Linked DNA regions of Homo sapiens: all the other regions are linked to region 2. Evidence: read pairs that join two places in POLR2A ChIA-PET (ENCODE). Cell type or tissue: MCF 10A. All regions are shown on one strand. Links, peaks and the distances in the headings refer to the core of each region. The heading gives the core; the rest is flanking DNA.

The links. Peaks named below come from ENCODE experiments on the same cell type or tissue, not always from the same donor. Only the 100,000 strongest peaks of a DNase experiment are listed, where the experiment ranks them.
Region 1: POLR2A ChIA-PET joins it to region 2 with 5 read pairs; 3 of 35 experiments call an interaction of 5 or more read pairs at or near these places.
Region 3: POLR2A ChIA-PET joins it to region 2 with 5 read pairs; 4 of 35 experiments call an interaction of 5 or more read pairs at or near these places.

The regions. Positions count from the first base shown.
Region 1 is chr6:82,946,370-82,957,311 of GRCh38, reverse strand. All of the region lies in intron 9 of UBE3D (ubiquitin protein ligase E3D), which reads left to right. Among named protein-coding and RNA genes, the nearest start is that of UBE3D, 110 kb to the left of the region's middle. In MCF 10A, for the core only: no CTCF peak of the experiment used is centred there; a DNase peak (open chromatin) is centred at 5,681.
Region 2 is chr6:82,870,219-82,881,160 of GRCh38, reverse strand. It overlaps a transcript of UBE3D not described here. Among named protein-coding and RNA genes, the nearest start is that of UBE3D, 190 kb to the left of the region's middle. In MCF 10A, for the core only: no CTCF peak of the experiment used is centred there; DNase peaks (open chromatin) are centred at 3,760 and 5,160.
Region 3 is chr6:82,813,576-82,824,517 of GRCh38, reverse strand. LOC105377877 (a long non-coding RNA gene) reads left to right here. Exons shown (of 3, transcript XR_007059665.1): 3 at 4,968-5,108. Among named protein-coding and RNA genes, the nearest start is that of UBE3D, 250 kb to the left of the region's middle. In MCF 10A, for the core only: no CTCF peak of the experiment used is centred there; a DNase peak (open chromatin) is centred at 5,587.

The sequences.
Region 1 (10,942 bases), core at 2,585-7,584, 76 kb before region 2:
GTGAGCAATGGCTTCTTTTCTAGGCCGTGATTTCTCAGTTTTACTTGGAATTATTTTTTAAGGATCCTCTCTTTCACAGGAGATAGCCCGTGGAATTCCCTAGTTTCAAATCATAACAAGCATAATGCATGTATTGCTTTGTCTATCTGTTTTTTGTTTGTTTGTTTGTTTGTTTGTTTTTTGGAGGCAGAGACTCTCTCTGTTGCCCAGGCTGGAGTGAAGTGGTGCAATCTCGGCTCACAGCAGCCTCCGCCTCCCAGGTTTAAGCAATTCTCATGCCTCAGCCTCCCGAGTAGCTGGGACTACAGGTGCATGCCACCACACCTGGCTAAATTTTTGTGTTTTTAGTAGAGACAGGGTTTCACTGTATTGCCCAGGCTGGTCTCGAACTCCTGAGCTCAGGCAATCTGCGTGCCTCAGCCTCCCAAAGTGCTGGGATTACTGGCATGAGCCACCGCATCCGGCCTTTGTCTATCTCTTTTTAAATAAATGAACAAACAGATGCTCAGAATTGACTACGTAATTGTCTAGTTGTGGCAGAACTCACAGCTGTATAACTCCAGGCTTTCTCTCCAGCTCCCATCTTGCCTCTGGGAAATGGCAAGAAGATCAGGTAGACACTTGTGAATGCCACCTCCCTTCTCCCAAGTTTGCAGGAGACCCAGGAATCTTAACCATTATTAGTGGCTTTGCTGCTGTTAGCCTGAAGTCAAATTGCCAAATGGATGTTTAACAGGATTGGTCTATTTAACAGGGTTCTACTTTCTGAGCCATTTCCCTCTCTCTCCTTAGCCCTCTCCCTTATCACTTCCCTACTGCCCTTGATATTTATTTGTTCTCCTAGTCTAACTCAGTTCTGCAAATGTAGACTGGCCAGCAAGATGACCAACAGGAAGACCCCCCGCCTCCCTCGCAGTCAGCTAATTGTCAAATGAGTGTCAAATGAGAATTAAATGTTAACTTGTGGCTTAAGTTGTGGCCCTATCACTACTATATGTAATTGCACATATCTGCGACTCTTGACAATGGGAAAATACGAGCCCTCGGATGCTGGTGGGAATACAACCTACGTTGCTGAGAAATAAATAAACATGGGTTGTTTCTACTTCTGAAGGGTTATTAATGTATCCTAAGAAAACTTCAGGAGCATTGTATATTGCTTTGTACCTCTGTTATGTGGTAAAACAAGATGTGGATTTTCCTATGAATCATACCTCAAGAAATGGAGAGAAAAAAACTGCTCCAATCTTATTTACATTCCTCTCCTCTTGGAAATCTGTTACATGGATTGTCTCCGTGATGCTCTTCCTCTTTCTGAGCCTCAGGCACTCATAGAGTACAGTCTTTGGTCTTAGCATGCCTATTTATATTTGCTGCCCATTGGTCAACTCCAATCCTGGTGTCTCAAAGGACCTTAAAGAACATCTTCTCATTTTGTAGGAGAGGAAATTGAGATCTGGAGCAATGGATTGAATTGGCCAGGAAACACTCAGTGGGTCAGAGACCAAACTGGACTCACTCACCAGGATTACTCCATCTGCCACCAACTGCAGTGCCCACTAAGGTCCTGGGGGTGGAGTGAGTGTGAGTGGTGGGTGGAGGCAGGTTATTAGATCTGCCTTGGAATGTCCACAGCCTCCCCTTATTTTGCAGTAGTTTGTATTTATTTTATTTATTCATACACTGCCTTAAACCAGATATGACTTAAAATTCTGTCTATCCATATTTCTTTAAGTTCTGCTTATGGGATTGAATAATGCAAAAGTTTGTATATGCCCACAAATGTTCATGGAGGGAGAGACAAGAAACTTAACAGTGGTTATCTTTGAGGAGTGAAGCTGAAAAACAATAGTTTTATATTTCACTCCTTCCCTCATGTACTGTTTGAAATTTGCATGCCATGGGTGAGTGGGCAGCAAGAGAAATGACTCTGACTTAAAGGATTTTACGGCGTATTGGGGGAAATAGAACAGTCATCCATGGATGATTTAACTTGAGAGGAATTTTATTACAAAGTAGCCTCAACACAAGTCTTAAAGAAATTAAAAGTAAAAGAGTAATCTAAACCAAATATGGGAGGTTTGGGAGGAAGACCAATCTATATTTCTTCCCTGTGAGACCCAGAAGGCCTTGCCCCCTTTAAGGATGTCATTTCAATCTCATGGAAACACAGGTGCATGAAGCCTGGCCTGCAATTGGCGGCATTAGTGTGGTCTTAGCACCTTTAATTAGAGGAGCTCTTAGAGCGGTCTGAATGTTAATTACTCAATGCCCTTTTCTATTGGTGATTGTACTTCATGTGGTTTTAGTCCCTTTTCTGAATATTATTGTCAGAAACACACATGCTTTTCCAGTTTCACAGATACAGAGAAACTTGACAGAATCTTATGAACTGGTTTGGTCCCTGCTGTCACCCCTGGAAAGATGTATTCTTATAAGGAACATACCAGGAATCATCTTCCCTACCCAGGTCTTCACTCCAAGATGAAGGATCAGTGAAAATGGGAAAGTGTGTGTCAGGATTAGAAAGAGATGCTCTGCTTTTTCATCTTTGTACCACCCACTTCATCATTTATTATAATGGCGAGGAATGGCGCTTCTAATTTTGCCTGTGTTTAGGATTTTTTTTAAATTGGAAATTCACTTTCATGCACATTTTTTAAGAGCTATATTGGCAAGAGCTATAAAATAGCAGAATGACACTTGTTAAAGTTATCTTTACATTTCCAATTCTCTTACTTTTCTGGCTGAGTCACTGTGAGCAGTGCTTCTTTTTCTGTAAAGCTGTCATTTTAGGATTCTCTTGGTGCTCCTGCTTGAGCTGTTATCACTGCTGAATCTCAAAAAGAAGAGTTTATCTTATTAATTAAAACAACATAATATGAAATTCTAACTTCTTAAATTACATTGTAACATTTCTCTCAGGCCAACAGGGATCTCTTTTGGTGGTTTTGTTATAAATATAGCTTCCACTCTGTTATAGTACCTTACTATTTCTAATGCAATTATAAGCCAACAAAATGTAGGATTTGATTGAGATTCACTGACATATTGCTAAGCATATACTAAGTTGTTGCAGTGGTCCCAAGAAGATGGATGGACTTATCATTCCTTATCATGTCGCTTCCTGCTTAAAATTCTTCCATGGCATCCTGTTGCAATGAAAATAAAATCCAAACTCCTTATCTTGGCCAATAAGGCCGGGGAACATCTTGGCCCTGCCTCCCTTTCTGACCTCATCTCTGGCTCTCTCACTCTCACTCTGCTCCAGGCACACTGGCTCTATCTCCCTGTCCTTATCACGAGCTGGTTCTGGCTGTAGGATCTGTGGACTGGCTGTTTTCCCTGCTACTGGGAGAATACTCTGCACCAGGTCTTTGCATGGCCACCTGCTTCTTGTCGTTCAGGTCTCAGTTCAGGTATCCCCTCTGAGGAGAGGCCCAACCTGACCCCCCTTCTTCACATCACCATTACTCTGTAATCTTACCTTGTTTAATTTTCTTCATAGCACTTTCCACTATTTGATCTTGTTCATTTATTTGTTCACCTTTTTCCTCTACTAAAATATGTGTTGACTGAATGAATGGGGGAATGTCTGTTTTTGTTCAATATTGTGCCAACAGAACTTAGTATAGTGCCTGGATGTAGGAAGAAGTTAATAAATATTGGATGGCTGGCAAGATGGCTGGATGGGTGGATGAAGGCACAGTTAAAATGCAGATGGACACAGCCATGTGACATTCTAGAAATCTAAAAGACTGAGCTGGGTTACACAGAGGTACGTACAGTATACACTCAGGGCAGAAGCAGCAGCCCTTTCTCTGCTGGGGCAGTGCTAGACTCAACAGATAAGGTCTGGATTTAAGATATGTCAGCAAAGTTGAGCACAGATGGGTATCCACATTGAAACTGCAACCTGGTGTTTTGTACAAATGAGAAAAACTCGAAGAAGAGTTCAGCCCTTAGAAAGAGCTGGCAGGATTCAGATAAGCAAAGTGATCAATATATAGGATGGGACTCTCTGGGTACTGGAGACCACAGTACCACAGTAGGGAATATGGGAATGATGCCCAACTTTTGTGCCAGAAACCAACGCAGTAGGCATTAGAGGTGCAGAGGTGTCCTCTGGAGGAGGCAAGTTGCAGCCTGTTGACGTCATTGCCGTTGCTAGTTTATTTCACTCTGTGTGCTTCAGAACTCTGGGGTTAGGTGGCACAAGGCCATTTCTATACCCATCTTGCTGGGCAGCAACCAGCTCTTAACCTGAAGTCCTGCAATGGCAGCTTTAAATATAGGTAAGATGTCTGGAAGGTAGAACCTTAAAAGCAATCAGGTTGGAACCAGGACTGGGCAAGAGCTGCTGGTTTTAATGGCAACTATGTATTTTTCCTAGAATCCTGGCCTATTGCAACTAGAAGGAATAACTAGTCTAATAATCTTATTTTTATAGATAAGGAAACACATACCCAAGAATGTTAAGTTGATATTGGAGACTGAAATTCTGATTTCTTAGTTGTGCTTTTTGTGCTACAGAGACTATGTTGACTTCTCTTTGGGTAGAGAGGGGATTTTTCTATACTTAGCATTTCTCTGCTCCAAAGTAGCTCACACCTGTAATACCAGCACTTTGGGGGCTGAAGCAGGAGGATCACTAGAGCCTAGGAGTTCAGGTCCACCCTGGGCAACATAATGAGACACCATCTATGTAAAAAATTAAAAAATTAGCAGATGTGCTGGCATATGCCTGTAGCTCCAGCTACTCAGAAGGCTGAAGTAGGAGGATTGCTTGAGCCCTGGAGGTCAATCCTGCAGTGAGCCATGATTGTGCCACTGCACTGCAGCTTGGGTGAGAGTGAGACCCTATCTCAAAAAAAAAAAATTAGATATTAATAATCAGATAATAATATAAATTATAATAGCTAATTTTTTTTAGTTCTTTCTGTTTTCCAGGTACCGTTCTCAGTGATTGGTACTTAGTAGCTCATTTCATTTTCATGATACCTCCATAAGGAAGGTATATTATTGTTTACATTTTACAGGTGCAGAAACTGAGCACAGGTGCACAACATTCCCAAGCTCACACAGCTAATAAGTAGAGGAACATGAAGTACAAGGCCTGGCTCGAGAACCCCTATTCTTAACCACTAAATAATGTTAACCTCTTTTAATAAGGTTGGTTAAACAAAGTAAGATGTTTTTAAGTGGCATGACTTGTCAGCCCCTTGCATGTGCTTAAGGGGTAGTGTGATCCTCCTAGTTGAGGAACATAGTAAACAGTATTTCTCAAATGTACTTGATAGCAGGGAGACTTTTTCTAGGGGCATTTTATGGGATTAATGTTTGCAGAATACAAATGGGGAGACACTGTTCTATCTCTAAAGACCCTTATGTACATTCTTAGTGGCAGCCTTCCTTACCTCCACAAGAAGTAGTGCTGCAGTTTTAGAGGCTGATTGTCAGGAGGATACCATCTCTTTCTTTTGAGACTAGATGGTCGTCCTTTTGGTCAGGGCCTCTTTGGTCAGAATGGCACAGTAGGAACAAGATCTGCCTTTGGCATTCCTTGGTACACACTGAATCAAGCCTGAGGCCCAGAAGTCCTCTGGCTGAGCATTGCTTTCCCACCCTGTACCTGTTCCCAGTTCTATTTCAACTGGCACTCATCCACTCTGTACACTGCATACCAAAGTAGTAACGTGGCAAAGGGTTCTACTGGTAGATTAAGCCCTCTGGCTAAACTCTGCCTCTCCCCTAACTTAAGGATTGACTCTCACTGAGAATGCTCCAGAAGAGTCTTCCTTGGAAAATATACTCAACTAGGATAAGGAAGGAGTGTTTCATAGCCTTGGTCCCTGAGTGGAGGAAACCCTTCCTGTTTATTCCCACATCTTACCTCATTAACTCCAGCTCCAACCAGCTGCTCCAGGCTATCTAAATGGTATGGATAGAATTTTTAAGGACATAGCCCCAGGTTAATGACAGAATTCTAAACAATTTTAGATGTTTTCACAAACACTTGCCTTTTTCAGATCCTTGCAATTCCTATTTTGTTTATTCTTAATTTTTATGGGTACATAGTAGGTATATATATTTATGGGTTACATGAGATATTTTGATACAGGCATACAATGCATAACAAGCACATAAGGGTAAATATGGTATCTGTCACCTCAAGCATTTATGCTTTGTGTTACAAACAATCCACTTATACTCTTTTAGTTATTTTTAAATGTACAATTAAATTACTCTTTACTATAGTCACCCTGTTGTGCTAGCAAATATTAGATCTTATTCTTTCTTTTTTTTTTTTTATCCATTAGTCATCCCCACTTCCCTCATCCCTCCACTACTCTTCCCAGCCTTTGGTAACCATCTTTCTACTCTCTGTCTCCATGAATTCAGTTGTTTTAATGTTTAGATCCCACAAGTAAGTGAGAACATGCAAAGTTTGTCTTTCTGTGCCTGGCTTATTTCACTTAACATAATGACCTCCAGTTCCATCCATGTTGTTGCAGATGACAAGATCTCATTGAGTTTTATGGCTGACAAGTATTCCATTGTGTGTATGTGCCACATTTTCTTTATTCATTCATCTGTTGATGGACACTTCGGTTGCTTCCAAATCTTGGCTCTCGTAAATAGTTTTGCAATAAACATGGGAGTGCGGATATCTCTTTGATATACTGATTTCTTTTCTTTTGGGTACCTACCTAGGAGTGGGATTGCTGGATTGTGTGGTAGTTCTTGAACTCCTGACCTCAAGTGATCCACCTGTCTCAGCCTCCCAAAGTGCTGGGATTACAGCTGTAAGCCACTGTGCCCAGCTGGTAATTCTATTTTTTGTTTTTTGAGGAACCTCCAAACTGTTCTTCATACTGGTTGTACTAATTTACATTCCCACCAACAGTGTAAGAGAGTTCCCTTTTCTCCACCTCCTTGCCAGCATTTGTTAGCCTGTCTTTTGGATAAAAGCCATTTTAACTGGTGTGAGATGATATCCTGTTATAGTTTTGATTTGCATTTCTCTGATGATCAATGATTTTAAGCACCTTTTCATATACTTGTTTGCCAATTGTGTATATTCTTTTGAGAAATATCTACTCATATCTTTTGCCCATTTTTTAATCAGTTGATTAGATATTTTCCTATAGAGTTGTTTGAGCTCCATATGTATTCTGGTTATTAATCTCTTGTCAGATTGGTAGTGTGCAAATGTATCGTTCCATTCTGTGAGTTGTCTCTTCACTTTGTTGATTGTTTCCTTTGCTATGCAGAAACTTTTAATTTGATGTGATCTCATTTGTCCCATTTTACTTTAGTTGCCTGTGCTTGTGGGATATTACTCAAGAAATCTTTGCCCAATTCAATGTCCTAGAGAGTTTCCCCAATGTTTTCTTACAGTAATTTTGTAGTTTGAGGTATTAGATTTAAGTTTTTAATCCATTTTTATTTGATTTTTGTATATGGTTAGAGATACGGGTCTAGTTTCATTCTTCTGCATATGGATATCCAGTTTTCTCAGAACCATTTATTGAAGAGACTGTCTTTCCCCCACTATATGTTCTTGGCACTTTTGTAAAAAATGAGTTCACTGTAGATGTATGGATTTGTTTCTGGGTTCTCTATTATATTCCATTGGTCTGTGTGTCTGGTTTTATGCCAGTACCATGCTATTTTGGTTACTATAGCTTTGTAGTATAATTTGAAGTGAGGTAATGTGATTCCTCCAGTTTTGTTCTTTTTACTCAGGATGGCTTTGGCTATTGTGGGTCTTTTGTGGTTCCATATAACTTTTAAGATTTTTTTTTTCTATTTCTGAAGAATGTCATTGTTTAGGCAGTGATTGCATTGAATCTGTAGATTGCTTTGAGTATTGTGGACATTTTAACAATATTGATTCTTCCAGTCCATGAACATGAAATATCTTTCCATTTTTTTGTGTCTTCTTCAATTTCTTGCATCAATGTTTTACAGTTTTCATTGTAGAGATCTTTTATTTCCTCAGTTAAGTAAATTCCTAAGTGATTTTACTCTGTTTGTAGCTATTGTAAATGGGATTATTTTTAATTTATTTTTCAAATTGTTCCCTGCTGGCTATGGAAATCCTAGTGATTTTTGTTTATTCATTTTGTCCCCCGCAACTTTACTGAATTTGTTTATCAATTCTAATAGTTTTTCATTGAAGTCTTTAGGTTTTTCTAAATATAAGATCATATCATCTGCCAACAAGGATAACTTGATTTGTTCCTTTCCAGTTTAGATACCCTTTATTTCTTTCTCTTGTCTGATTGCTATAGCTAGGACTTCCAGTACTATGTTGAATAACAGTGGCAGTGGGCATCCTTGTCATGTTTCAGATCCTAGAGGAAAGACTTTTAGTTTTTCCCCATTCAGTATGATACTAGCTATGGGTCTATCATATATGGCTTTTTTTTGTGTTGAGGTATGTTCCTTCTATACCCAGTTTTGTAATGGTTTTTATCATGAAGTGATGTTGAATTTTTCCAGATGCATTTTTAGCACCAACATTAATTGAAATGTTTATGTGGTTTTTGGCCTTCATTCTGTTGATATGATATCTCACACTGAGTGATTTGTATATTTTGAATCATACTTGTATCCCTGGGATAAATCCTACTTGGCCATGAAGAAATATCTTTTTAATGTGTTATTGAATTCAGTTTGCTAGTATTTTATTGATAATTCTAAATCAATATTCTTTAGAGATAATTGGCTTGTAGTTTTCTTTTTTTAATGTGTCTTTGTCTAGTTTTGGTGTCAAGGTAATACTTCTGGCCTCCTATAATGAGTTTGGAGGTATTCCATTCTCTATTTTCCAGAATAGTTTGAGTAGAAGTGGTATTAGTTCTTCTTTAAATGTTTGGTAGAATTTGGCAGTGAAGCCATCAGGTCCTGGGCTTTTCTTTACTGGGGAACTTTGTATTATGGCTTCCATCTCATTTGGTCTGTTCAGGGTTTTTTCATGGTTCAGTTTTGGTACATGGTATGTGTCTATGAATTTATTCATTTCTTCTAGATTTTCCTATTTATTGGCATATAGCTGCTCATAGTAGCCATTAATGATCCTATGAGTTTCTGCAGTATCAGTTGTAATTTCTCCTTTTTCATCTCTGATTTTATTTATTTTATTTATTTATTCTCTCATGTTTTCGTAGTTATTCTGGCTAAAGATTTGTCAATTTTGTTTGCCTCTTCAAAAAAACCAACATTTTGTTTCATCGATCTTTTATATTGTTTTCTTCATTTCAATTTCATTTATCTCTGTTCTGATCTTTACTATTTCTTTTCTTCTACTAATTTTGAGTTTGGTTTGGTTTGCTCTTGCTTTCCTAGTTCTTTAAGATGAATCATTAGGTTGTTTATTGAAGGTTTTTCTTCTGTTTTGATGTAGGCACTTATAGTTATAAACTTCCCTCCTAGAACTACTTTTGCTGTATTCCATAGGTTTTGGTATATGTGTTTCCATTATCATTTGTTTCAAGAAATTTTTCAATGTACTTTTTAATGACTTCATTGACCCACTGGTCCTTCAGGAGCATATTGTTAATTTCCATGTATTCGTATAGTTTTCAAAATTCCTCTTGTTATTGATTTAAGGTTTTATTCCATTGTGGTCAGAGAAGATGCTTGATGTTATTTCAATGTGTTTTGAGTGTTTTAAGACTTATTTTGTGACGTTAACAGAAGGTCTGTCATTGAGAATGATCTGTGTGCTGAGAAGAATATGTATTGTTCAGCACCATAAGATAGGGCAAGAAAAAGAAAAGAAAAGAAAAGAAATTAAAAATTTAAAAAATATGTATTCTACAACCATTGGATGAAATGTTCTGTAAGTATCTTTTAGGTTTATTTGGTCCATAGTGCAGATTAAGTTTGATGTTTCTTTGTCTGTTTTCTGTCTAGAAGATCTGTTGAATGCTGAAAGTGGGGTGTTGAAGTCTCCAGTTATTATTTTATTGGAGTTCATCTCTTTCTTTAATAATACTTTCTTTACATATCTGGGTGCTCCAGTTTTGGGTGCACATATATTTACAATCATTATATCATTTTGCTGAATGGACCCTTTTATCATTATATAATGACCTTCTTTGTCTCTTTGTATAGTTTTTGTCTTTAAATCTATTTTGGATGATATAAGCCTAGCTACTTTGCTCTTTTTTGGTTTCCATTGACATAAAATATATTTTTCCATCTTTTTATTGGAGAGTTTACTTATATTCAGTGTTGTTATTGATAAGTAAAGGCTTACTCCTGGCATTTTGTTATTTGTTTCCTGGTTGTTTTGTGGTCTTCTCTTCCTTCTTTCCTTCCTGTCTTGCTTTTAGTAAAGGTGATTTCCTCTGGTGGTATGATTTAATTTCTTGCTTTTTTTTTTTCTGTGCCTGTTGTATGATTTTTGTTAACATGAGGTTTGCAAAAACTATCTTATAATTCATTATTTTAGGCTGATAACAACTAAACCCTGCTTGCATAAACAAACAAGCAAAAAGAAAACTAATAAAAACTCTACACTTTAACTTTGTCCCCCACTTTTTAATTAACTTTTTAATTTTTGTTGTTTCTGTTTATATCTTATTGTACTATGTCTTGAAAAGTTGTTGTAGTTATTTTTGATTGGTTAATCTTTTAGTCTTTCTACTTAAGAGTAGTTTACATACCACAGTTACAGTGTTATAATAGTCTGTATTTTTCTGTGTACTTATTTTTGCTGGTGAGTTTTGTACCTTCAGATGATGTCTTATTGCTCATGAACATTCTTTGCTTTCTGATTGAAGTCCTCTCTTTAGCATTTCTTCAAGGACAGGTCTGGTGTTGAAATTCCTCAGTTGTTGTTTGTCTGGGAAAGTCTTTATTTCTTCTTTGTGTTTGAAGGATATTTTCTCCAGATATACTACTCTAGGGTAAATTTTTTTTTTTCCTT
Region 2 (10,942 bases), core at 2,493-7,492:
ACCTCTCAGCCTGGCTTTCAAGGTCCTCCACAACTGAATCCTGCAACTGACTGAAAGTTTCTGTCCCCTTAAAATTCATGTATTGAAATCTGAACCCTCAATGAGATGGTATTAGGAGGTGGGACCTTTTGGAAGGCAAGTAAGTCATGACAGAAGAGCCCTTATGAATGAGATAAGAGACCTTATAAAAGAAACTCCAGTGAGCCCTCTTGTCTTCTTTCCCTCACATAAGGACATAACAAGAAGTCAGCAATCTGCAAACCAGGAAAGAGCCTGCACCAGAGCCCAACAACGATGCCACCCTGCTCTTGGACTTCCAGGCTCCAGAACTGTGAGAAATAAATTTCTATTGTTTGTAAGCCATGGAGTCCATGGTGCTTTATTATAGCAGCCTGAGCTGACTAAGACAGGTCCTAACCTATCTTTCTGGCCTTTTTGCCCACAATTCCTCACTGATGTTAACTTTCGGAGCATGCTAGCCAGACTCCCCTGAGGCCTCCCTCATGCTTTCTATTCTCCTCTTCACACCTTGTTAATGAAGTGCCCCTGCCTGAAACACCTCTGCCCAAACCCATCCCACTTCTTAAAACCTTTCCTCATTTTTTCAGGTCGAATGAGTTACTCCCCCAGGTCCCCCATAGCATTTGCTTATACCTCACATTCCCTGCATTATGTCACAGCCTTTTGGGTTGAAGACTTTCTCCCCAGTTACACTATAAGACTTTTATGATGAATGACCTGGTCTTATTCATTAGTGTGATGTCACTACTTAGTAGTAAGTCTACTGAAATGCATTTTGCTGAAATGAAGACACAATCACTTGGTCCTGAGTAGAGGCTACCTTTGAAAATGAACTTAATGGCCCCTTTCTTCTCTGAACCAGGAGATCATCCTTGATAAGAGACCATATCTTGAAGGAGTAGGTAGTTATGAAGCCACATGGAACAGGGTGGCTTAGAAACATATCCAGAGCTTTTTACTGCACAAAGCCCAAACTAGGCTAATTAACTGAAGTGAAGGAAGGAAGAAAGTTTACAGAGTTATGTACCTTGGCATATTCTTAACTATGTGGATATTTTTTCATAAAAAGGGGATCTTAAATCATTTTCTACTTTTCTTTGTGTGTGTGCAATCGGCATGGGGCAAATCTGACAGGATACTAGGATGCCACACAGAATAAAATCCATAGATATTATTTTTTAAATTATATATTGACAAATTGTATATATTTATAGGGTACAAAGTGATGTCATTTTTTAATATAATGTGCCATAATTAAATCAAGTGAAATAATATATCCATCATCTCAGCTCACTTTTTTTGTGATAAGAACATTTGAAATTTATTGTTTTAGTGATATTAAAATATACAGTACTGGGCCACGTGTGGTGGCTCATGCCTGTAATCCTAGGACTTTGGGAGGCCGAGGTGGGCAGATCACATGAGGTCAGGAGTTCAAGACCAGCCTGGTCAACATGGCGAACCCTCCTCTCTACTAAAAATACAAAAATTAGCCAGGCATGGTGGCTCACGCTTGCAATCCCTGCACTTTGGGAGGCCAAGATGGACAGATCAATTGAGCTCAGGAATTTGAGGCCAGCTGGCCAACATGATGAAACCCTGTCTCTACTAAAAGTACGAAATTTATTAGCCAGGCATGGTGGCACATGCATGTAATCCCAGCTACTTGGGAGACTGAGGCAGGAAAATCGCTTGAACCTAGGAGGCAGAGGTTGCAGTGAGCCGAGATCACACCACTGCACTCTAGCCTAGGCATCAGAGTGCAACTCCATCTCAAAAAAAAAGAAAAAAGAACTATACAGTACTCAATTATTAGCCATATTCACCATATTGTAGTATTGATCTAAAAAAAATCAAACTGATGATAGTCAAAGGGGACAAAGCCTCAGTTAGATGGGAGGAATAAGTTTAATTTCTTTTGAAATTAATTCCACAGATATTATAACCTACAGGCACACATAATGCACTAGCTACAACACAGAGGAGAAATGAAAGTAATTTATAATAAATACTCTCCACTTTAATATGGAAATGCTCAGTTTAGGACCACACTGGAAGACCTGGGGAGCAGTCTATGCCTACACCACACATGTGCAGCTGCACGTGCAGACTCACACAAGTGGGTGGTCTCAGTGACTCACTCTGGCGGCATCCCAGGGAAAGTGCCAATCCAAACAAAGTGAAATCTCCCCTCAATACATGGTAGCTGTAAATCTGGAAAATTCCATGTGTATTAAAATCATGCAAAAACATACTTTGTTTTTCTGCATAAAACGAAATTAGATTCTGGGCTCAGATAATTATAAAAACCTGTCTCACCTATAGGAATGTCTGACAAAACATCCAATATTTGTGAGGGATGTGGAACAATTCTTTGATGGGCAGTGCTGTGCTGTGCATTGTGGAAAATTTAGAATCCCTGGCTTCTCCCAAATGCCAATGGCACTCTCAAATATTACGACAACCAAAAGTAGTCCCATCAATTTCCAACATGGCCCCTAGTAGGCAAAATCATCCCCACTGAGAACCCCTGACCTAGGTGACTGGGTTTATGAGGAGGTAGACTCAAAAAATTTAAGTGAATCACCAAAGTTGACATTGCTAGGAAGTGGCAGGATCAGAACTATATGTGTAATTCACATCTGTTGACTCTCAATCCAGTGCTATTTTGTTAGGTATATTCACACACATGTAGCCATAAATGTATATGTTACATTTATATATAGATGCATACACGTATGATAAAATTTGTTTTATTGAGAAACTATCTAGTCAACATTTGACTACATCTGAATTTCATAAAAGCCTGTTCTGACATTTCAATTAAAATTAGTTCAGTCATACTGCTCAACTTAGGTGAAACAGATATGCAACACAGGCTAAAGGCAGGAAAATGTTGCATCTCCTAATTACTACAGACTCTTCCATTTCTATGTGGCTGGCTGGGTAATCAGACCACCTTTCCACTGAAGCAACCACTTTCTACTGAAAACAACTGCAGAGGTAGGGGAGTCCCCAAGACCACCCTCACTTCTGACACCAATTACAAGTTTGGGGTCCCCAAGATAGCCACAAACTTGAAACCTTGCTAGAAGGATTCACATAACTCACTGAAAGCTTTTATACTCACAGCTGTGATTTATTATAGCAGAAGGATACAGATTAAAATCTGCCAAGGCCAGAGACACACGGGGCAGAATCCACATATGGAGCTTCCATTGGCCCCTCCCAGCCAAGTCATGGACAGTGCCAACTTCTCCCAGCAAGGATGTGAGAAAATGTGCACAGAGTGTTGTCAACCAGGGATGCTCAACTGAGCCATGGCTTCCAGTTTTTACTGGGGCTCAGTTGCTTAGACCTGGCTGCCCGCCTTAAAACTGACCTTTAGTTTCCAGCCCTTCTAGAGCTCGAGCTGATACCATGTGACTCACAGCCCCAACTCAAAATCACATCATTAGGCTATTGGTGTGGACCAGGCTCTCAGGTACACAATGGCATTCATATTGGGCAGTACATTCCAAGGGCTTAGAGATCCTCTCCCAGGAGCCAAGAGCAAAGGGCAGATGGCTCTTGGTTAATAGAAGACCCATCTGCTCATAATGCTACTACCTCAAACTATAAGGGTAAGTCAGAAAAGAATTCACCTCATACCCTCCTCCAAGAGAGTGCAAGGATGTTTACCTTGGCACCAAGCAGTGACAGAAAGAGGGAAAGCTATCCCTGAGATATTACCACAAGCTAATCTTGACACAGATTTGCAACCTAGCCTCCCAGATTTGCAGTCCAATAAAACCACAGGTTGTAAATGTTGTTTAAATTGGCTTTGAAGTGGTAGTGCCTTCTAGCACTTGGCAGAAGTAAATTCCAGTCCTCTCTGGAGGAATATGCCTTTATCCTAGGCCTCGAAGAAGTCTCACAGTAAATTTTCTGAAAAAAAATGAGCAGCTTATAACAACCCAAGAGTAGGAACCAACAGAATAAAAGACAGCAAAAACAGACCTGCAAATACTTTGGATATCAGAACTATCAAAGAAATGATAAAATAACCAGGCTTCCTCTTTTTAAAGACATGTAAAACTCTAAATACTGCAAAAGACACTAAGAGAGCTTAGAAAAATGAATCTATAGAGTTTTCAAAGATTTGAGCCTCTTCACAAAACACAGGTAGACAATAAGTAGAAATTATTGTTTATAGAGCTGTGGATAAGCTAGGTTGGCTTTAGTCAAAAGTGCATTCTAATTTTTGTCCTTCTTGATTTAAAAAGTAGAGATCTTATGATAAATATTACTCAGTGCTATTTTAAAAAGAAGTGTAAATACAGCTGTTCCTCATTTACTATGCCTCACTAAAAAATAAAATTAATTGGGTCTACCATTTATTAGCTAGTTGCCATTGGACAAATTACTTAGTAACATTAGTCTAAGTTTTCTGTGAAATGAAGATAAGAATAGCATTGACTTCATTTTTAGTAAAATGAGGATGGGGATAGTATTGACTTCCTAGGAGTATTGTGAAGAGTAAACAAGATGATGCATGTCAAATGCCCAGCACACTTGGCTTATAGTAATTGATCAATATAATATGGCTTTTTTTTTTTTTGGAAAAAAAAAGGAAAATGTGATGTTTTAAAGATGACTAATTATGGGCAACTATTTGCTTGATAAAATTATACACTATGGTGTTCCTTTAAAATGAGGTATATTAACCCACATTGATTAAAACAATCTTTTACTCCTGGACAGAAAAGTCTGCCATGGAGGCAGAGAGGAGAGCCAGTGGGGCCCATTGTTTACAGGTGTTTACCTTGTCAGGTCATTATATTCTTCCAGTTCCATTTCCTTCTCATGTCTCGCTTTTCACTTCCCTTCAATTCTCATGTCTTTCCACTCAGTGAACATATAAACAGTTGGACAATCTTTAGCAAAATAACACTTAAAACATGTGAAAACTATTTTATTACCTCTTCTTTGTTGATCAAGTTGAATACATCAGCTCCTTTAAACTTTTTGCTTGGCCAGTTTTCCAAACCTTTAATCATCACTATTTTAGAACCTACGAGAGTTTTATCATATGCCATTTAAGTGTGGAGCCCAAGGAAGACATTCATTCAGTGATGGTCTGACTAATGCTGACTCATCTGGAAGGTGAGTGTCCTGCTCCTACTTATGTTTCCTAGGATAGTATTGTGCCCGATGTTATTCTTTCAGGGGTTGGCAACTGAAAGAATTTGGCCTGTAGGCCAAGTCCACCCACTGCCTGTTTTGGTAAATATTTGAGTGTTATTAGAACACAGCTACCTGTATTCATTTAAGTATTGTCTGTATCTACTTTTGTGCTGCAACTGCAGAATTCAGTAAGGTCTCTTGTGACAGAGACCTTACGACTCAGCAAAGCCTAAACTCTGGCCCTGTGATCACTGAGTGTCAACTTGATGGGACTGAAGGATACAAAGTATTGATCCTGTGTGCGTCTGTGGGGGTGTTGCCAAAGGAGATTAACAATTGAATCAGTGGGCTGGGGAAGGCAGACCCACCCTTAATCTGGTGGGCACCCTCTAGTCAGCTGCCAGCGAATATAAAGCAGGCAGAAAAACATGAAGAGGGAGACTGGCCTAGTCTCCCAGCCTACATCTTTCTCACATGCTGGATGCTTCCTGTCCTCGAACATCGGACTCCAAGTTCTTCAGTTTTGAGACTTGGACTGGCTCTCCTTGCTCCTCAAGCTTGCAGACAACCTATTGTGGGATCTTGTGACTGCGTACATTAATACTTAATAAACTTCCCTTTATATATTACATTTATACTATTAGGTTCTGTCCCTCTAGAGAACCCTGACCAATACAGGACCTTTGCAGAAAATGTTTGCCAACTCCTGCTTGAAAATGTTACTCTGCTCGTGAGCCATATTTACCCTGAATACCTTCTCTCCAGCCTCATCTGTCTCTCTCTCCTTGCTCTCATCTCTCTACCACCTCATATCTTTCTTCAATCTCTCTTGTCCACTACGCTGAAGCCACACCTGCCTCCTTTCAGTTCCAGGAAAACACCAAGACCTTTCTTGCCCAGGGACTCAGCACAGGCTATTCACTCTGTCTAGACAGCCCTCTCTGTCTGGAACAGTCTTCTTTCAAAAGCGGATTGCTTCTCATTGCTTTCCAGCTCATATCTCAGAGAGGTTTCCCTAACCACTCTACTCTGAATAGTTCTTTCTCTCACATATCAATTATTCTTTTCCACATTACTCTGCTTTTTCCCTTCAAAACACTTATCACAACTGGAAGTTTTTTATTTATTTCCTTGTTTAAGGCCCCTGTCCCCCCTTGTTCTGTGAGTTCCCCGAGTGAGAAACAATGTCTGTTTTGTTCACCACTCTATCCCCAGAGCAGAGCACATAATATGTGCTCAATAATAAATTGCTGAATAGATGAACAAATAAGAGGCAAATTTGCACGTATAATGACCTTCCTTTTATTTTGTAATTTGGATTTTCTCTTTAAATGTAAGTACTCCACTTTGATAATGTTTGTTATATTTTCTCTCCTTTGCTCCAAATTATCAAGGTCCTGTGGTATTTAAGGTTTTTTTTTCTCTCCTTCATGGTAATTTTTCTCCCAGTGTGATGCCATTTGCAAACTTAATGAATACTATTTGGTTATTTATGTGGTTAGGAGCAGAATGAGGAAGACAGGTTGTACTGACTGCTCTGTTACATTTGGGACATTTCAGTAATAGGAACACTGAATCTTCACAGAGAAAGCCTCAGCTCATTCCTGAATGAGATGCTGAAAATAATGTATTAGAATATTAATGAATACCTCATAAATTGTTTAATGTTGGTTTCTGGAATATTTGTACATTGATGCCAGTATACATTTTGATTTCTAGAAAAGCATTCCCATAAGCCAAAATTGATTATACTTACATGCTTTAATTACAAAAATTTTCTGCAGTAAATATCTCTTCACAGTAAAATGAGATACACTAGAGAAAATTGGAATTCTTAAGCAGTGTAACAATTATGGCTCTGATTAAACTCCGTCTCTGCTTTGCAGTGATGGTCCGGCCAAAATGAAAGTTTTTCTGTTGCTGGCTCCACTGTACACATCTCCTCACCTAACACCCATCAGAACAGCCCCCGAGGCAAAATCCAACAGCTCCTTAACAACTCAAGAACACTATACAGAACTTAGAAAACGTAGTTAGGGCCAGTAATTCTCAGAGTGTGGTTCCCAGACCAGTAGCAGCATCACTGGGAACTTGTTATAAATGCTAATTCCTGGGCCCCACCCCACCCTACTGAATTAGGAACTTGGTGGGCTGTGTTAGAGAAAAGCTGTACCATGACCCTTGTTAAAGATGGTAAGACAGACATTATTCAAAGGAAGGTACTACAACAGGGTTTTGTAATAGGAGAGAGATTGGGCTCAACTCCGAATACAATAAGGATGAGTGGGAATTTATAGCTGTATTAGTCAGGGTTCTCTAGAGAGACAGGACTAATAGCATAGATGTATATATGAAAAGGAGTTTATTAAGGAGTATTGACTCACACAATCACAAGGTGAAGTCCCACAATGGGACGTCTGCAAAAAGGAGCAAGGAAGTCCCAAAACCTCAAAAGTAGGGAAGCTGACACTGCAGCCTTCAGTCTGTGGCTGAAGGCCTGAGAGCCCCTGGAAAACCACTGATGTAGGTCCAAGAGTCCAAAAGCTGAAGAACTTGGAGTCCAATGTTCAAGGGCAGGAAGCATCTAGCATGGGAGAAAGATGGAGGCCAGAAGACTCAGCCAGTCTAGTCCTTCCACGTTCCTCTGCCTGCTTTTCTTCTAGCGGTGCTGGCAGCTGATTAGATGGTGCTCACCCAGATAAAGGGTGGGTCTGCATCTCTCAGTTCATTGACTCAAATGTTTATCTCCTTTGGCAATACCCTCACAGATACACTCAGGAACAATACTTTGTATCCTTCAATCCAATCAAGTTGACATTCAATATTAACCATCACAGTAGCTAAGGAGCAGGAAGGGATCAGAGGATGGGAACTTACTTGAGGAAACATCACGAATAGGGGAAATTCTGGCTAAAGGGACCTAAGAGGATTCTTGCAGAAGGCAGGCCAGGGTGATCAGACATCACCTAGGCGATGGTGGATGATCAGATATTCAGGGTAATTGTATCTGGAGGGTGGAGAATTCTAGTTAAACTGATTTAGTAGGATTCTTGCTAACATGGACAATGCAGAAACAAACACAGAAGCTTAAAAGCCAGGGTCTCATTGAGAAGAGAGTTCAGAGGAGGCTGACTGGAATTTGGTGAAACAGAGAATCTTTGTCAGGTGCTGGAGAGGCAAGGAGAAAGGAAGTCAGCGATCTGTGTTGTAACAAGCCCACCAGAAGAATCTAATACAGGTGAACTACTGAAGTAGGCAGAAAAAATTTATTCCAGGTGGTGTTTAGGTAGAAAATCTGTGTTTTAACTCACTTATGTAAAACACAGAGGTCCCCTAGCTACGTATGCTAAGGAGTGAAGCTTTCCAACTGGGTCCATTCTCTTCTGATACCTACTAAGGCATTGTTTCTGGGATGAGTCTCCAAAAGTCAGCAAATTTCTTCTCTGGTCTGGAGGGCTTTTCTTCAGGTAGGTTTTACACACACTTCTCCTGACTCAGATGTGAGTAATAATTGGGCCAGGACCTTTCTTCTCTGCAGTCTACATTACACACTTACTTGCCAGAACTTTGACTTTCCCCACTTTTTTTTTCATTAAAATTGACCTTGGACTCTCCCTTGTTAGACTTGCTCTACCTTGCGGGCTGAAATGGAAAAGAGATTTTTACATCTGAGTAGTCATTCATTAACTTGAGCATGCAGGATCACTGGATGCCTGTTAAAACAATTGCTGACCTCCCTTGATCACCACCAAGTTTTTTGATTCAGTAGGTCTGGAGTAGGTTCAAGGATCTGTATTTGCATAAATTCCCAGGTGATGCTGATGTTGCTGGTCTGGGGACCACAGTTTGAGAACTACTGTTATGGAAGAGTGAAAATTAATTTAATTCACCAAACAGTACTCAAAGTTTTTAAAACAAATGTGTGTTTACTAGGTATGTTAGTCCGTTCTCATGCTGCTAATAAGGCCATACCGAAGACTGGGTAATTTATAAAGTAAAGAGGTTTAATTGACTCACAGTTCCACCTGGCTGGGGAGGACTTGGGAAACTACAATCATGGCAGAAGGGGAAGCAAACATGTCCTTCTGTCCTTCTTCACATGGTGGCAGCAAGGAGAAGTGCTGAGCGAAGAGTGGGGAAAGCCCCTTATAAAACTGTCAGATCTCATAGGAACACACTCAGGATCATGAGAACAGCATGGTGGTAACTGCCCCCATGATTCAATTACCTCCCACTGGGTCCCTCCCATGTCACAGGGATTATGAGAACTATTGTTCAAAATGAGATTTGGGTGGGGACACAGCCAGATCATATCTCTGGGTACTTGTCCAAAGCATATCCTAACTGGGAGGATTTTAATTTTTTAATGCTTTTTTTTTCAACTTCATATTAGCCAATATGGTAAGGAGCTGATGGTATGCTACAATTCACAGGCCCCAGGTACAGAAAGCTGTACCTGAGAGATTGGATATCTCTTTCCAATTCTGTTCAGCGACATCATGTTTGTAGCTTGAAATCATCCATGGCAGCAGTATCTATATCATGGAAATCAGGCAAGCATTATAGATCAGGGTTTCTCTCCCACTCTCCCAAACTGATTGTTTAACATTTACCAGCACACTACTGGGAAGAACCATAAATAATGAGCATACAGGGTAAGATCTGAAATTTCCTTGCAGTAGTATAGACGTGAATTAGACAAGGGTTGGGAAATGAAATTTGTAAATGTATATGTCTTCCAAAAAAATGTGAAAAGGAATGATGAGGTCAAAAAGGTATTTAGCAATTGCTTAGGGTAAGTTGAGAGGCCAGAAAAGTGTACTCTTTAAGTGATGGGCTTTGGAGTTAGATACACCTGGGATGGAGTCTGACTCCATCGCTTATTGTCACTTATTGTATGTGATCTTGAGTAGGGTGCCTGACCTCTCCTGATTTTAATTTCCTCATTTGTAAAATAGAAATAATGTGTTGTTATGAGGCTTACATAAGACAAGTATTTTTAAATCTGGCATGATGCCAAACATACTTGTTACCTTAATTCAGGCAATGTTAATTATTATTACTATTTTTAAAAATTAAGTATAGAGGTTGCCAACATTCTGTAAACAAATATTTACTCAGCACCTTTTATGCACCCAATACTCTGTAGACACCATTACTAAGTTGTGGTTACTACAGTCCAGGAGTTTACAATGTAATGATGCCATCACATTTTCTATCAGCCTGCAATAAAAGAGAACTGAAATGTATTTGTTTAGGTGTGTATGCTAACTTTGAAGTATAAATATTGACAGAAAAGGAAATAGACCCAAAAGAATTAATAGGATTATAAACTAAAAGGAACAGAGGCTATGAAATATAATGTGAAACGATTGCTCTTTCTGATCATGCTTTGGCAATAACAAAAAATTTCTCAGGCACTAGGATACTTTGCAAAGAATACATAGAGGATTAAAAAATCTCATTTGAACAAGAGAAAATGTTAACATATGATTTAAAATGATTAAAAGCAAGAACGTTTTGTCACTTTTCAGTATAATATAGAATAGTGCAACATACAATATGAAATGGAGAATATTAATTGGCTTACACAATTAAAGCACTATTTGAAATATAATTCTATAACAAGGGGACTATTCATTTGGTTTTTCATGATTCCTACCAAAACATTTACTGAAATTTTTATGTATCTAGAGTTGACAATGGAGGATTTTTAACTTATACTTTTATAAAGATATAAAAATAATTCATTCAG
Region 3 (10,942 bases), core at 3,696-8,695, 58 kb after region 2:
TTTACTGTTCACAATTTTTCAAAACATGGCATTTTGCCTATACATTTATTAATGTGCTTGTGTGGATAAACGTGTATGTAGTGGAATCCATTACAAGGTAATGTTACCTGACAGTCACACTGGGCCTTATTGAATCAGAAATTTTACTGTATTGAATTACAATTTAGGGAGCATATTTTGACAGCAGTATTCTAAATCCATCTATTTTAATGGTATCTCACTGTAACAGTATAAACACCATCAAGTATTAGTCTTTAACCTCTATAGGAATTTGACATCTGAACAGATTAACACTAATCTTTGCTTGTGTGATTGTTCATTTTAGTATTTTTGTGGGAAAATATACAGATATGATATTGTATATAAAAATAGCACAACCAGATATCTATACAGAAATTAGCATAAATGAATCCTAATTCTAGAATTCACTTTCGTGAAAGAAATGAGACTCATTTCTTTCCAAAAGGACAAGTTAGATAAGAAATCCAATTAGTTTCCCAAATCCTCCTTTCATTCTCAAATCATTTCATCAGAGCTGCTGCCTTGGTACCACTGCTTGGATTGGGTAGGAGAGCCAAATGTCTAGCAGGCGTACTCAGCCATTCCTAACACTAAGACATGAAATATAATCTGTATTTATAATGCAGTTTGAAAACGTTTGCTTAGAGTGTGTTTTTCCCCACAAGGACAATTGCATTTAAGTTAAAAACAGCTGATTCTGAAGGGATGTCTTTTTGTTTATTTACTGTATCTTACTGAAAAAAAAAATTTCTGATTTTCTTGAGTTCTGTTTATATTCAAGGTAGTTGGAAAAATAACTATTTACTTCCATTACTTCTATTTCTGCTATGGAAACTGTTCTTTTTCTGTTTTTCATTATGCTTTTTACTTCCTTTTGTCCTTCTCCTTCCTGCCCTGTCTGGGTTTTGTTAGTTCATATCCTCTTTGGATATGGTCAGAGTCATCAGTGATGGAAAATGTGACTGCCAGAAAGTCTACCTTCATCTTTAAAACTAAATAACTTGACAGCCTTTTAATTTACACTGTTGTCAGAGATGGCATGGAACATATAGGCTTTGTTACTGATTTCTGACATTTAACTCATTGAACAGTGTGGCAAATGAAATCCAGGAACTTCATATTGGTAAAAAGACATATTAATTTTTTAATAACACATGTCTTTTAATGTTTTTCTTTTAAGGAACTGTGACTATGATCTTCTAGAAATGAATATTTTTGAGAGCTATAAGAATGTGTGTCTAGTCCTTGTGACAGACGACTTGTAGACAATTGACCAGTTAGAAAAAGCCTAGAAGCTATGTTATCTATAAATGCAACCTTCAAATTCCAATATTTATGAACAGGTCTCTCACACTTTACCATGACAAATGATGTTACAGGAGCTAATTAAAAATGACCAACTTTTAAAATAACTTTCATGTCTACAATTCTTTAGACCCTATGACTCAGGAATCACATTTCCCTTACATGGTGTTTGGTAAACTTCAATGTGTGTGCTGTAGTTGATATCCAGGATTAGCTTGTTTCTTTTAAATTGTCTAGGGATGTGTCCAAAAGAACATTTAAAAATGTGCCTTGTGATACATAAACAGTTTAAAGGTCAATGGAAATTTAAAAATCCAAACATCCAATAGAAAGTATAATGAAATAGCAAATCAGAATTAATTTTCTCTTATTTTTCATCCACATTTACTTTGGAACATAAACCTACTTTCTAGGTTAATAGATACTTACAAGCTAATATATGTTTGATGTTAACTGTTAAATGTATGATCATTTAAACTTTTTAAAAATCCTTTAAAAATTTTTTATAAACAAAGCTTTCTTTTTAGAAATCACATCCTTTTCAATAAAAATCATTTTTATTTCTTTTCTTTTTTTTTTTTTTCTTGAGACATGATCTTGGCTCACTGCAGCCTTGCCTTCCCAGGCTCAAGCCATCCTCCCACCTCAGCCTCCCAAGCAGTTGAGACTGCAGGCATGTCCCACCATGCCCAGCTAATTTTGTTTATTTTTTGTAGAGATGAGGTCTCTACTCACTGTGTTTCCTGGGCTGGTCTCCAACTTCTGGGCTCAAGCACTCTTCCTGCCTCAGCCTCCCAATATGCTGGGGCTACAGGTGTGAGCCACCATGCCTGGCCGATAAGCAGCATTTAATATATATAAATATATATAAATATAATATATGTAATTAATATATTAATAGAATATAACCTGTTCACAGAAGGCTGAATGATAATATAGCTCAGTTATGGCTACCATTTATTGAACATTTATGACACATTAGGCTCTTTCATATATCTCATTTAATTCTCATGTCAGCTCTACAGGTAAATAATATTATGTTTCTTTTACGGATAAGGAAACTGAGGCTCAGTGAGCTTAAGTAATTTTTCTGTGATCCACAGATAGAAAATGATAGAGTGATACAGAAACTTAAGTCTCACATTTGAAAAATCCAAAAAACCCTACCATTATACCACATAGGTTTTGAATAAGTTACAATGCAATTTCACATATATTTATCCCTTAAACTTGCTCTCACTATTTACGTTCTGAAATCTGAAATATGGTTCCTAGGCTCATGCTTTTGCTTTTCTCTATATTCAGTTAAGTATTGTAGAAAATTATGTAGAAGTATTTCTATTGAACATAATAGCCCTCCAATAAATACAGTCAGCCCTCCAGATCCACAGGTTCCTATCCAACTGCATGGATGCAACCAACTGCAGATTTTACAAATCTTTTACATATTTTTGAAATATTAAAAAAATCCACAAAGGTCCAAAAAGCGAGATTTGAATTTGCCATATGCCAAGCACTATGTTGATTCTATGTGAATGAAGTGATATATAGGCATTGTATTATGTATTAAATGTAATCTAGAGATGATTTAGAGTATATGGGAGGATGTACATAGGGTATATGCATATACTACCCCACTTTATCTAAGGGATGTGAGCATCCGTGGATTTTGGTATTTGAGGGGGGTCCTGGAACCAATTCCCCATGGATACCAAGGGACGACTGCATTTACAGACTGAATGCAGAATTGATCCTAGAACAATATCATTTTTGTCTCTTTAAAAGCACCCTAATAAACACTGATCTGTGGAGCGTTGCGTGTTGATAGAGACTGGACAGCTCTGGGTCTCAGATCTCTACAGCAGCATATAAAAAAATAAGGCATTCATTACTGATGCTGAAACAACTTCTCCTCCCTGTGGACTGCCTCTTAAGCCACAATAACATTTTACAAATACAATATTATTCAGCCAATCATTTCCCAAGATGCGTAGAAATCTGAATGCAGATCATATTTGTGTAAGTCTCAGCACAGTTTTATGTCTGAAAAGTGAATTCAGTGACAGTTATTACAAATGTCTCAGCCTCCTTTTGAAAGGCATCTCACTAAGGTCAAGAATTAAGAAACTAACTTTTTGTTCCTTTGGTCTCTGTCATGAAAACTTGAGGCTAAACATATTTGTACTATGCAAACATTCAAAGCAGCAGCTAGGTACTACATGTTTTAATGTAATTTTTATCTATGATATGCTGTGAAAATATTTCTAAGAAAACATCTAACTGCTGAAACTTCTCCATTATATCAATTATATTGAGACACTGAATAATAAGTACATTTTTACTCCTCATTGGAATTTCTTTCATTTTTTTCCTTAGTTTTCTCATTTTTCCTAAAAGAGATGTACTTGTCACACAAAGTAATTATTAAGCATTGTGAGATTTGTGCTTCAATTGGAGATAAAAAATAATATGAAAATGAGATGAAAATAAGATTAAAACGTTACCTCTTTCATCTCCATGGATTGGAATCAAAATGTCTGTTTACCTCAAGTACCCATCATATCATCTTTTCCTTTCTGCAAGACCACAGTGGTAGAGGATAAAGCTTGCTCTCCTGGCACCATGGAGCCCAGAAAATTGCTGTCTTTCTCTTGTTTGTATTTCTGTACTCTGCACTAGGTACTACCAGAGGTTGGCAGGAAGCATGTTAGAAATGAGACTAATGCTTTCTATTTCAAGTGGGTGCTGGAGGATATTAGAGGTAAAAGCTGCCCTTGAAGAGCCCACTTCATCTTGTAACGAGACTTTGCGGCCCGTCCTGCTGGAATCTGGGTTACTTTTGGAAACCCAGTTTATTACCTAGAGATGTGAGAAGTCTTGATTGACCTGTCCTCCCTCTATGGCTAATAGAACTGTCAGCTCTCCTGTCACTCGGCCATCTCCAGCCCTAGAATATAATAAAGACCTTGAAGGTAATACGGGAAGTGGAGCATCCCAAGGGTATAGCCTTCTCAAAAATAAGGCTGCTTGTTGAACCCAATACTCTACTTCAAAGGTTTGAATTCATAGCAAAGGGGAGTGAACTTGAAATAGCCTTGCTTTTTTAATCAGTATAATTTCCTTTTCCATTTCAGCATGTGCATATCACTTCAATCTATGAATGTCCCAAATGTAGCAATGAAAAGTTGAGCCTGGCAAGGTGAGAAAAGATAACTCAGAGGAGGCCATGATTTGTGTGTGTGTGTGTGTGTTGGGGATATGAATAGGTAATAGCAGTTAGTTGTAAGGGGTGCTTTGTCTGAAGGAAAGCTAAAACCCAGGTTTTAGTAAATAACTATTAAATTCTATTCCATTTATTGAACCAGGCAATATACATTGACCTCTTGATCTTAACTGGTATCATTCCCTCTGCTGAAGTTAGAGACAGAAGATGCCCTGACAGAGATGATTAATGTTCACAAAACATTCATGTTCTCTCCTTTACATTTACACCCAGTCTCCCTTGCAGGAATGTTTGAACCATGAGACTAAGTTCTCATCAATGGGAGCTGAGCAGAGATAATAAACCATTTCCAGAACTGACTGCTGAAAACATCTCAAGTGACTCTCCATGTCTCTCTTCCCTTGCCTTTTGACCTTAGAGGCCACAAGTTCCAGATGGCATTACTACAAGGGAGGAGCAACCTGGATTCCTGGATTTCTGCTCAGAAGAGGACTGCCCTGGAGAGCTACTCAGTTACACTTCAAATAAGCGAAAATAAACTTTTATTTTATTAAGCCAATGGGATTTCAGGGTTTGTTATCACACAGCATAGATTATCCCAGGAGTTCTCAAAATGTGATTCCCAGACAGCAGCATCAGCATCTCCTGGGAATTTGTTAGATATGCATATTTTTGAGCTCACCTGAAGTCTAGTAAATCAGAAACTGAGGGTGGGACACAGTGATCTGTGTTTTAGCAGGCCCTGCAAGTGATTCTGATACACTCTAAAGCTTTGAGAACCATAGGTCTAAACTACCTCATCAATATGGCAGAATCCTTGATCTCCAGGATCTCACAGTCTAATAGACAGAGGCCCTTGTATCCTAACCTCTTCTCAATTTTCCCAAGTCCTTCTTGCCTTTGCTGAAACCAGCCCATCTTCTGAGGACAGGACGTTTCTTATAGCTCTCTCAAAGCAGTGCTATTTATTCTTTTACTACTCGTGCCAAACCTGCGGTTGGTGATGAAACAAACTGTTGTTATCTTTGCTTCTTCCAACTTAGCACTCTCTTACTCTTCTATAAGAAAAAAATATTTTGAAACTCATGCCATTCAGCTCTATCATTCTTTTTATTTCCTGGTTTATGTCATCTGGCAGCCTCTGGGTGTCCATTTATTAATGACTTTGGCATGTGGATCACAGTCTTCACCTCCACCATGAGTATGGATCATTTCTATGCACACTTATACTTGTTTAAATCTCTCTTAGATAAAATAAATTCCTGAACCTCACATAACCCTCCTAAGTTTTTGTCCTATTTCTCCTCTCCCTATTCACAACCACATTTCTTGAGTTGTCTATAATCATTGTCTCCATTTTTTTTTACTCCTCTCAAATCCATTGCAATCTAACTTATGCCCTCAACAATCTACCAAAATACTGTTTGTGAACATCACCAATGTCTTCAATGTAGCTGAATTCAATGAATAATGTCAGAGCTCAATTACCTGATCTGACTCTGATAACCACACCCTTCTATTTGAGATAATTTCTTCTCTCAACTTTTCTTGTACACTTTTTTATTATTTTAAATTTTCTGACCAGTTCTTCTGCGTCCTTCATGCGTGCCCATCTTCCTCAAAGCATAGTCCTTGCTCCCCACCCCCCGTTTTTCCTTATGCTATATTCCTCCCCTAAGAAATCTCAGCCCAAACTATATTTCAATTACCATGGATGCCCAGATGACTGACAAAGGTATATTTTCATTTAAGACCTCCCATCTAAATTCAATCCCCTATGTCCAACTGTCCACTGACTTCTCTTGATATCTCAAGCATATCTTAAACTCAACATGTCCCACCCAGAACTTAGAATTTTGCCGTGCATCACTCAGTACTCTTTATCTCAGTAAAGGATATTCTCATCGGTCTATTTCTATTAGCCAGAAACCCATGAGTTGTTCTTGATGCTGACTTCTCCCTTACTCTTCATATCCAATATATCACCAACTCCTGTCAATGTGATCATACTGAATATCTCTCAAATGTTCCTGTTTTTAACCTTTCCACCAGCATCATTCTTGTCCAAGCTACTATCTACTTTTATCTGGACCACTACATTTGCCCCTCAAGTGACGTATCCACATCTATTCTATGTCATCTCATTCTTTTTTTCTAAAAATCTTCCAGTAGCATCACATTGTTCTCAGAATAAAGAATAAAATGTTTATTATCCATATGACACCTTTTATATATTAGTCCTTCTTTCCACTTACACCTCACTTCACACTCTTCCATTTGGTCTCTTTCTAATTTTTAGCTGCGTGACCTGTTGCAAGTTATTTAACTTCATTGATTTTCAGATATCTGTAAAATGGTGACATTAATGTCAATTTAATTGGGCTCGGTATCTGAAACAGAGCATATCATAAATGGTAGGAAGGGTTCTAGTGATTATTAAAGATTTACAGCAATTCTAATTCTGAGTTTAGATCTCTGATCAAATGGATTGTTCAATACAGATCACAAAATACTATGCTACAAGTCATCTGTCTTCAGTGTTTTAGCAGGACCATTTGTGATGATAAATATAACTCCTGAGGAATTCTGGGTGGATCCTCGAGATGTGTGATTCCTCCTAGTCCTGAAAATGCTGCACCAGACAAGTCACACACATCCTTAAGGATTCTTTGTTGTAAATTCTTTTTGCTGAATTAGCTGACAGAGTTGAAGATTTCTTAGCTCAGCAGTTCTTCTGGGTTTCAGTTTGGGCCTGCCATCAATGATTCATGAAGAACATATTAAAGTTTAGGTTTCGATCATAAAAAGGCAATGTGAATGCTTCACATAGGGGGTGTAATTAGATCAATTACATGAAGTCTCAAGGTAATTATAAAGGGAATATATATATATATTATATATATATAAAGGGAATATATATATAATATATATGTAAAGGGAATATATATATATTATATATATAAAGGGAATATATATAATATATATAAAGGGAATATATATAATATATATATAAAGGGAATATATATAATATATATATAAAGGGAATATATATATAATATATATATAAAGGGAATATATATCTATATAATATATATATAAAGGGAATATATATATATAATATATATAAAGGGAATATATATAATATATATATATAAAGGGAATATATATATATAATATATATATAAAGGGAATATATATATATAATATATATATTCTACTTTAAATTCTGGGGTACATGTGCAGAATGTGCAGGTTTGTTACATAGGTATACAAGTGCCATGGTGGTTTGCTGCACCCATCAACCTGTCATCTACATTAGGTATTTCTTCTAAAGCTATCCCTCTCCCAGCCCCCCACCCCTGACAGGCCCCAGTGTGTGATGCCCCTGCCTCCATATCCATGTGTTCTCATTGTTCAATTCCCACTTATGAGTGAGAACATGTGGTATTTGGTTTTCTGTTCTTGTGTTAGTTTGCTGAGAATGATGGTTTCCAGCTTCATCCATGTCCCTGCAAAGGACATGAATTCATCCTTTTTCATGGCTGCATAGTATTCCATGGTGTATGTGTGCCTCATTTTCTTTATCCAGTCTATCATTGTTGGGCATTTGGGTTGGTTCCAAGTCTTTGCTATTGTGAACAATGCCACAATAAACATATGTGTCCATGTGTCTTTATAGTAGAATGATTTATAATACTTTGGGTATATACCTAGCAATGGGATTGCTGGGTCAAATGGTATTTCTAGTTCTAGATCCTTGAGGAATCGCCACATTGTCTTCCACAATGGTTGAACTAATTTATGCTCCCACCAACAGTGTAAAAGCGTTCCTATTTCTCCACATCCTCTCCAGCATCTGTTGTTTCCTGACTTTTTAATGATCACTATTCTAACTGGCGTGAGATGTTATCTTGTTGTGATTTTGATTTGCATTTCTCTAATGACCAGTGATGATAAGCTTTTCTTTTCATATATTTGTTGGCTGCATAAATGTCTTCTTTTGAGAAGTGTCTATTCATATCCTTCACCCACCTTTCGATGGGGTTGTTTTTTTCTTGTAAATTTGTTTAAGTTCTTTCCAGATTCTTGGTATTAACCTTTTGTCAGATGGATAGATTGCAAAAATGTTCTCCCATTCTGTAGATTGCCTGTTCACTCTCATGATAGTTTCTTTTGCTGTGCAGAAGGTCTTTAGTTTAATTAGGTCCTATTTGTCAATATTGGCTTTCGTTGCCATTGCTTTTGGTATTATAGTCATGAAGTCTTTGCCCATGCCTATGTCCTGAATGGTATTGCCCAGGCTTTCTTCTAGGGTTTTTATGGTTTTAGGTCTTATGTTTAAATCTTTAATCCATCTTGCATTAATTTTTGTATAAGGTGTAAGGAAGGGATCCAGTTTCAGCTTTCTGCATATGGCTCACCAGTTTTCCCAACACCATTTATTAAATAGGGAATCCTTTCCCCATTTCTTGTTTTTGTCAGGTTTGTCAAAGATCAGATGGTTGTAGATGTGTGGTGTTATTTCTGAGGCCTCTGTTCTGTTTCATTGGTCTGTATATCTGTTTTGGTGCCAGTATCATGCTGTTTTGGTTACTGTAGCCTTGTAGTATAGTTTGAAGTCAGGTAGTGTGATGCCTCCAGCTTTGTTCTTTTTGCTTAGGATTGTCTTTGCTATGCGGGCTCTTTAATTTCATGTTGCTCAGATTGTTTCCAGCTTGAGAAAATGTCATCCCTGGATCTTTAGGTCCATTATTTATCTAACATCTATCCTATGTTAACCTTTTGGATGATACTTGTTTGGAAAAGCTAACTGAAGTATATTGTCTTAAAGGACCATTGAATATGGGATGCCAAATCAAGCCTATGTGTTTGTTCTTTAAAAGATTTTTCTTCCCTTTTATCCTCTAACAATATAAATGTAGGAAAGAATTAGAATAGACCTATTAAGTATCATCATGCAAAGTTAAGGAGAATTAATAAGCTGCACAATTCCAGCATGATGATTCTAGTCACCCTGGTGATGCGCATCTAACAGATTTTTCAGGGTCACATGTAATCTACCTGGGCACTTCCATGTGTGAGCAAAGATGCCATGAGGATTTTCATGACGTGGGCTGGCTCCTTCACTGACTTAGTATAATAACTGCTCTTTTTGCACTATATAAATTATTATTATTTTTATTCTGAAATAAGCAAGTCAAAATCATGTTAAAATCTATGAAAACATTATAATTTGCCAAAACAGCTGTGACAATAATGAAACACTTTCATTTATTCACCAATGGAACTATAAACTGAAAAGAGCTTAATGAGTAAGGATGAATATAATGTCCCTATATAGGAGTTCCTGACACAACAAAATGGGCACAACACAGTGAAATGGGAAATAACATTATTTTATTACTCACTATGATCTGTCCAGCTCTATTACATGAATAAATGAACCACAGACAATTGACAGGGTGGGAAAGCCTAGTGGGTGTGCTTAATAAAAAGACAAAGTGAAAACGATGAAGGTCCGGGTAGAGTATTTTGGGGGAAACATCCTATTAAAGATACTCATGCAGCCGGCTGGGAGGCTTTTAATGATCAGATGGTCTAAGAATCACTTTGATAACTAGTGACTGTCTTGTTAATAGAAATCTCTCTTCATCATTGTTAGGCAGTAAGTAATCTTTCATAGATCAGCGAATTTCCATTAAATTCTACAAGTACTTATTGATCCACTATCACGTATGTATTTAGTATTGTGTCAGCGACTGAGAATGCTAGAATTTAGTATTGTAAGGCTAATAGCAGCTAAATAGGGAGATGTAACATCTGATGACCAAATAGTTAAGAGTCAAAGGCTGTGAATTATTTTCTAAATTAATGGTATACATTTTTTACATGCTCTAAGAATTAAGAGGGGGATGAAAATGCCATGAGATGCAAAATATTGAGGATGGTTTCATGTATGACATGAAGTTTGAACTCTGTCTTGACTGTCTTGGAGAACAGATACAATTTTGAATGGGAGGAGAGGAATGGAAGAGACTATTCTTTGATAGAGACCAGCTTGAATAAAGCCACAATGATTAGGTAGACTAAACCTGAATTTCCAAGACATGAGCATAACCACCTTGTTGTAGTGAAGGACTCACGTTTAGAAGAGTGAGAGAAAAAGTTTTTGAAAGGTTTATTCAAGATTGCTTCACTAGTAACTGCAAAACGAAAACAGAGCCTGGTTCTCAGTTTTGTTACTCACACTTTCTTGCTTTAACATGTAATCTTCCTCTTTTTTCTCTCCACACCTAATTCATCTGTCCCCCAAATCACTTCAAATCCATTTATATTTTCTACACACCTTCATATTATATTGTGTAGACCGAAGCTTATTAGCACATATACTTG